2 separate regions of the Homo sapiens genome follow, and region 2 is linked to region 1. The links are chromatin loops, found by intact Hi-C in ENCODE. Cell type or tissue: heart left ventricle. All regions are shown on one strand. Links, peaks and the distances in the headings refer to the core of each region. The heading gives the core; the rest is flanking DNA.

What was found. A loop is a pair of places that touch in the nucleus more often than their neighbours do. Peaks named below come from ENCODE experiments on the same cell type or tissue, not always from the same donor. Only the 100,000 strongest peaks of a DNase experiment are listed, where the experiment ranks them.
Region 2: it touches region 1 in a loop (5-fold over the local background); 1 of 110 quality-filtered maps calls a loop at or near these places.

Annotation. Positions count from the first base shown.
Region 1 is chr7:64,723,405-64,726,320 of GRCh38, forward strand. No RefSeq gene overlaps it. Among named protein-coding and RNA genes, the nearest start is that of MIR6839, 46 kb to the left of the region's middle. In heart left ventricle, for the core only: no CTCF peak of the experiment used is centred there; no DNase peak of the experiment used is centred there.
Region 2 is chr7:64,783,493-64,786,408 of GRCh38, forward strand. No RefSeq gene overlaps it. Among named protein-coding and RNA genes, the nearest start is that of ZNF138, 9.5 kb to the right of the region's middle. In heart left ventricle, for the core only: no CTCF peak of the experiment used is centred there; a DNase peak (open chromatin) is centred at 1,539.

The sequences.
Region 1 (2,916 bases), core at 242-2,741:
TCCCATAGGGAAGGCAGTGCCCGTGAGGGTAGAATCTGGGTGTGGGTGTGACCACTCCCCATCCCAACTTGGCTCTATCTTGTCCTTTGAAGAGACAGAGTAATAGCAAAAGGCAAGAAGGGGACTTGGGTTTGGGGTCACAAGGCCTGATTTTAGGTCTGGAGTTGGCCTCTTAAAGGCTATGTGAAGTTGGCAATGTCTTCAGTCCCTCTCCTGCATTTGCAAAATGAGGAAGGTGAGGCTGGATGAGTTCTGAGGTTCCTTTCAGTCTTTTTTAAAAAAATTTTTATTTCCATAGGTTTTTGGGGAGCAGGTGGTATTTGGTTACCCAAGTAAGTTCTTCAGTGGTGATTTGTGAGATTTTGGTGCACCCATCACTCAAGCAGTATACACTGAACCCAATGTGTAGTATTTTCTCTCTCACCTTCTTCCCACCCTTTCCCCCTGAGTCTTAAAATCTGTTGTGTCATTCTTATGCCTTTGCATCCTCATAGCTTAGCTCCCACTTATGAGTAAAACATACGAGTTTGGTTTTCCATTCCTGAGTTATTTCACTTAGAATAATAGTCTCCAATCTCATCCAGGTTTCTGTGAATGCCATTAACTGATTCCTTTTTATGGCTGAGTAGTATTCGATTATATATATATTTGATTATATATATATATTTGATTATTATATATATTCGATTATATATATATATATATCCACTTGTTTATATATAGTTTTCATCCACTTGTTGATTGATGGGCATTTGGATTGGTTCCACATTTTTGCAATTGCAAATTGTACTGCTATAAACATGCCTGTGCAAGTATTTTTTTTGTATAATGACTTCTTTTCCTCTGGATAGATACTCAGTAGTGGGATTGCTAGATCAAATGGTAGTTCTATTTTTAGTTCTTTAAGGAATCTCCATACTGTTTTCCATAGTGGTTATACTAGTTTACATTCCCATCAGCCGTGCAGAAGTGTTCCCTTTTCGCCACATCCATGCCATCTATTTTTTTTAATCTTTTGATTATGGCCATTCCTGTGAAAGTAAGATTGTATTGCATTTTGGTTTTGATTTGCATTTCCTTGATCATCAGTGATGTTGTGCACTTTTTCATATGTTTGTTGGCCATTTGTGTATCTTCTTTTGAGAATTGTTTATTCATTTTCTTAGCCCACTTTTTGATGGGATTGTTTGTTCGTTCTTGCTATTTTGTTTGAGTTCATTGTAAATTCTGGATATTAGTCCTTTGTCAGATGTATAAATTGTGAAAATTTTCCCCCATTCTGTGGGTTGTTGTTTACTGACTGTTTCTTTTGCTGTGCTAACGTTCTTTAGTTTAATTAAGTTCCACCTATTTATCTTTGTTTTTATTGAATTTGCTTTTGGGTTCTTGATCATGAAGTTTTTGCCAAAGCCAATGTCTAGAATGGTTTTTCCAATATTATCATTGAGAATTTTTTGTTTCAGGTCTTAGATTTAAGACCTTTATCTATCTTGAATTGATTTTTGTATAAGGTGAGAAATGAAGATCCAGTTACATTCTTCTACATGTGGCTTGCAAATGATCCCAGCACCATTTGTTGAATAGGGTGTCCTTTCACACTTTTTTTTTATTGTTGTTGCTTTGTTGAAGATCAGTGGGCTATAAGTATTTGGGTTTATTTCTGGGTTCTCTATTCTGTTTCATTGGTCTATGTGCCTATTTTTATATCTGTACCATGCAGTTTTGGTGACTCTGGCCTTATAGTATAGTTTGAAATCAGGTAATGTGATGTCTCCAGAAATGTTCTTTTTGCTTAATCTTGCTTTGGTTTGTGGACTCTTTTTTGGTTCTATATGAATTTTCAGATTGCATTTTCTAGTTCTGTGAATAATGATGGTGGTATTTTGATGGGAATTGCATGGGATTTGTAGATTGCTTTTGGCAGTATAGCCATGTTTACAATGTTGATTTACCCATTCATGAGCATGGGATGTGTATTTATTTGATTGTGTCATCTATGATTTCTTTCAACAGTGTTTTGTAGTTTGGTGTATTCCTAAGTGTTTTATTTTTTTTTCAGCTATTATAAAAGGGGTTGGGTTGTTTATTTGATTTTCAGCTTGGGGTGCTGTTGGTGTATAGCAGAGCTATGGATTTGTGTACATTAATTTTGTATCCTGAAACTTTGCTGAGTTCATTTATCACTTCTAGAAGCTTTATGGAAGAGTCTTTAGGGTTTTCTAGGTATACAATTATATCAGCAGCCAACAGCAACAGCAACAAAAAGCAGTTGTTTTTTGTTTTTGTCTTTTTTTTAGACAGAGTGTTGCTCTGTCACCCAGGCTGGAGTGCAATGGCACGATCTCAACTCACTGCAACCTCTGCCTCCTGGGTTCAAGCAATTCTCCTGCCTCAGCCTCCTGAGTAGCTGGGACTACAGGTGCCCGCCACCACGCCTGGCTAATTTTTTTGTATTTTTAGTAGAGACGGGGTTTCACTGTGTTAGCCAGGATGGTCTCGATCTCCTGACCTCGTGATCCAGTCTATCATTGTTGGACATTTGGGTTGGTTCCAAGTCTTTGCTATTATGAATAGTGCCGCAATAAACATACGTGTGCATGTGTCTTTATAGCAGCATGATTTTTGCACATCTTTTTGATATGCTGTTGGATTTGGTTAGCTAGTATTTGGTTACGAATTTTTGCATCTATATTCATCAGGGATATTGGTCTATAGTTTTTTTATTGGTTGTGTCCTTTCCTGGTTTTTGGTATTAGGGTGATACTGGCTTTATAGAATGATTTAAGGAGGATTCCGTCTTTCTCTATCTTGTGGAGTAGTGTCAATAGGATTGGTACCAATTCTTCTTTAAATGTCTGGTAGAATTCAGCTGTGAATTTGTCTGGTCCTGGACTTTTTTTTGTTGTTGTTGGCAAT
Region 2 (2,916 bases), core at 160-2,659, 60 kb after region 1:
GTAGAGATAAGGTTTTGCCATATTGGCCAGGCTGGTCTTGAACTCCTGACCTCAGGTGATCCGCCCGCCTCGGCCTCCCAAAATGTTGGGATTATAGGCGTGAGCCAACGTGCCCGGCCCATCTTATTTTAACTAAATTTTACTTACAGCATATTTTCCTGAGTTGAAGATATGAGAAAATGTTTTAGCCTAAAGTGTTAGCTCTGTCCTTTGGAAATATAAACTTTACTGTATCACCCGAGTTGTCCCTTTAGAAATGCAGCGAGATAGATGGCAACACAATAATAGTGAAGGACCTTCAATACTCCATTGACAGCACTGGACAGTTCATCAAGACAGAAATTCAACAAAGAAACAGTGTACTTAAGCTATACCCTAGAACAAATGGATATAACAAATATTTACAGAACATTCTACCCAACAACTACAGTATATACATTCCTTTTATTCAGCACATGGAATATTCTCCAAGATAGACCATATGATATGCCACAAAACAAGTTTCAATAAATTTTAAAAAATTAATATTATATCAAGTACACTCAGACCACAGTGAAATAGAATTGGAAATCAACTCCAAAAGGAACCCTCAAAACAATACACATATCCCTCTCCCTCTCCCTCTTCCTCTCCCTCTCCCTCTCCCCACGGTCTCCCTCAGATGCCGAGCCGAAGCTGGACTGTACTGCTGCCATCTCGGCTCACTGCAATCTCCCTGCCTGCTTCTCCTGCCTCAGCCTGCCGAGTGCCTGCGATTGCAGGCGCATGCCGCCACGCCTGACTGGTTTTCATATTTTTTTGGTGGAGACGGGGTTTTGCTGTGTTGGCCGGGCTGGTCTCCAGCTCCTAACCGCGAGTGATCCGCCAGCCTGGGCCTCCCGAGGTGCCGGGATTGCAGACGGAGTCTCGTTCACCCAGTGCTCAATGGTGCCCAGGCTGGAGTGCAGTGGCGTGATCTCGGCTCCCTATAACCTCCACCTCCCAGCCGCCTGCCTTGGCCTCCCAAAGTGCCGAGATCGCAGCCTCTGCCCGGCTGCCACCCCGTCTGGGAAGTGAGGAGCGTCTCTGCCTGGCCGCCCATCGTCTGGGATGTGAGGAGCCCCTCTGCCTGGCTGCCCAGTCTGGAAAGTGAGGAGCGTCTCTGCCCGGCCGCCATCCCATCTAGGAAGTGAGGAGCGCCTCTTCCCGGCTGCCATCCCATCTAGGAAGTGAGGAGCGTCTCTGCCCGGCCGCCCATCATCTGAGATGTGGGGAGCACCTCTGCCCCGCCGCCCCGTCTGGGATGTGAGGAGCGCCTCTGCCCGGCCGCAACCCCGTCTGGGAGGTGAGGAGCGTCTCTGCCCGGCCGCCCCGTCTGAGAAGTGAGGAGACCCTCTGCCTGGCAACCGCCCCGTCTGAGAAGTGAGGAGCCCCTCCACCCGGCAGCCACCCCATCTGGGAAGTGAGAAGCGTCTCCGACCGGCAGCCACCCCGTCCGGGAGGGCCAGCCGCCCCGTCCGGGAGGGAGGTGGGGGTTCAGCCCCCTGCCCGGCCAGCCGCCCCGTCTGGGAGGGAGGTGGGGGTTCAGCCCCCTGCCCGGCCAGCCGCCCCGTCTGGGAGGGAGGTGGGGGGGTCAGCCTCCCGTCTGGGAGGTGAGGGGTGCCTCTGCCTGGCCACCCCTACTGGGAAGTGAGGAGCCCCTCTGCCCGGCCACCACCCCGTCTGGGAGGTGTGCCCAACAGCTCATTGAGAACGGGCCATGATGACCGTGGCGGTTTTGTGGAGTAGAAAGGGGGGAAATGTGGGGAAGGGATTGAGAAATTGGATGGTTGCCGTGTCTGTGTAGAAAGAAGTAGACTTGGGAGACTTTTCATTTTGTTCTGTACTAAGAAAAATTCTTCTGCCTTGGGATCCTGTTGATCTGTGACCTTACCCCCAACCCTGTGCTCTCTGAAACATGTGCTGTGTCCACTCAGGGTTAAATGAATTAAGGGCGGTGCAAGATGTGCTTTGTTAAACAGATGCTTGAAGGCAGCTAAGAGTCATCACCACTCCCTAATCTCAAGTACCCAGGGACACAAACACTGCGGAAGGCCACAGGGTCCTCTGCCTAGGAAAACCAGAGACCTTTGTTCACTTGTTTATCTGCTGACCTTCCCTCCACTATTGTCCTATGACCCTGCCAAATCCCCCTCTGCGAGAAACACCCAAGAATGATCAATAAAAAAAAAAAAAAAAAGAAGGTATGTATGGTATGATCCCACTTTATGAAACGACTAAAACCTCTTGTATTTGTCTACGTATATATGCAGTGTCTGTATGTGATTATAAGAGCACAGAGAAAAAAAACAAAACAAAAACAAAACAAAACAAAACAAAATACACATACCAGAAAATTAAATAATCTTTTCCTGAATGATCTTTGGGTCAACAATGAAATGAAGATGAAAATTAAAAAAATTTTTTGAACTTAATGATAATAGTGACACAAATTATTAACACCTCTAGGATACAGCAAAAGCAGTGCTAAGAGAAAAGTTCATAGCATTAAATGCCTGCATCAAAAAGTCTGAAAGAGCTCAAATAAAACATCTGAGCTCATACCTCAAGGAACTAGAAAACCAAGGAGAAAGCAAACCCAAACTTAGCAGGAGAAAATATGTTACAAGTATCAGCACACAACTAAATAAAAGTGAAACAAAAATTACAAAAGATAAATGAGAGAATTGCTGGTTATTTGAAAAGATAAAATTGATAGACCACTAGTGAGATTAACCAATATAGGCGGAGAGAAGATCCAAATAAGCTCAATTAGAAACAAAACAGGATATATTACAAACAATGCCGCAAAAATACAGAAGATTATTCAAGACTACTATGAACACCTTTACATACAAAACTAGAAAACCTAGAGGAGATGGATAAATTTCTGGAAAT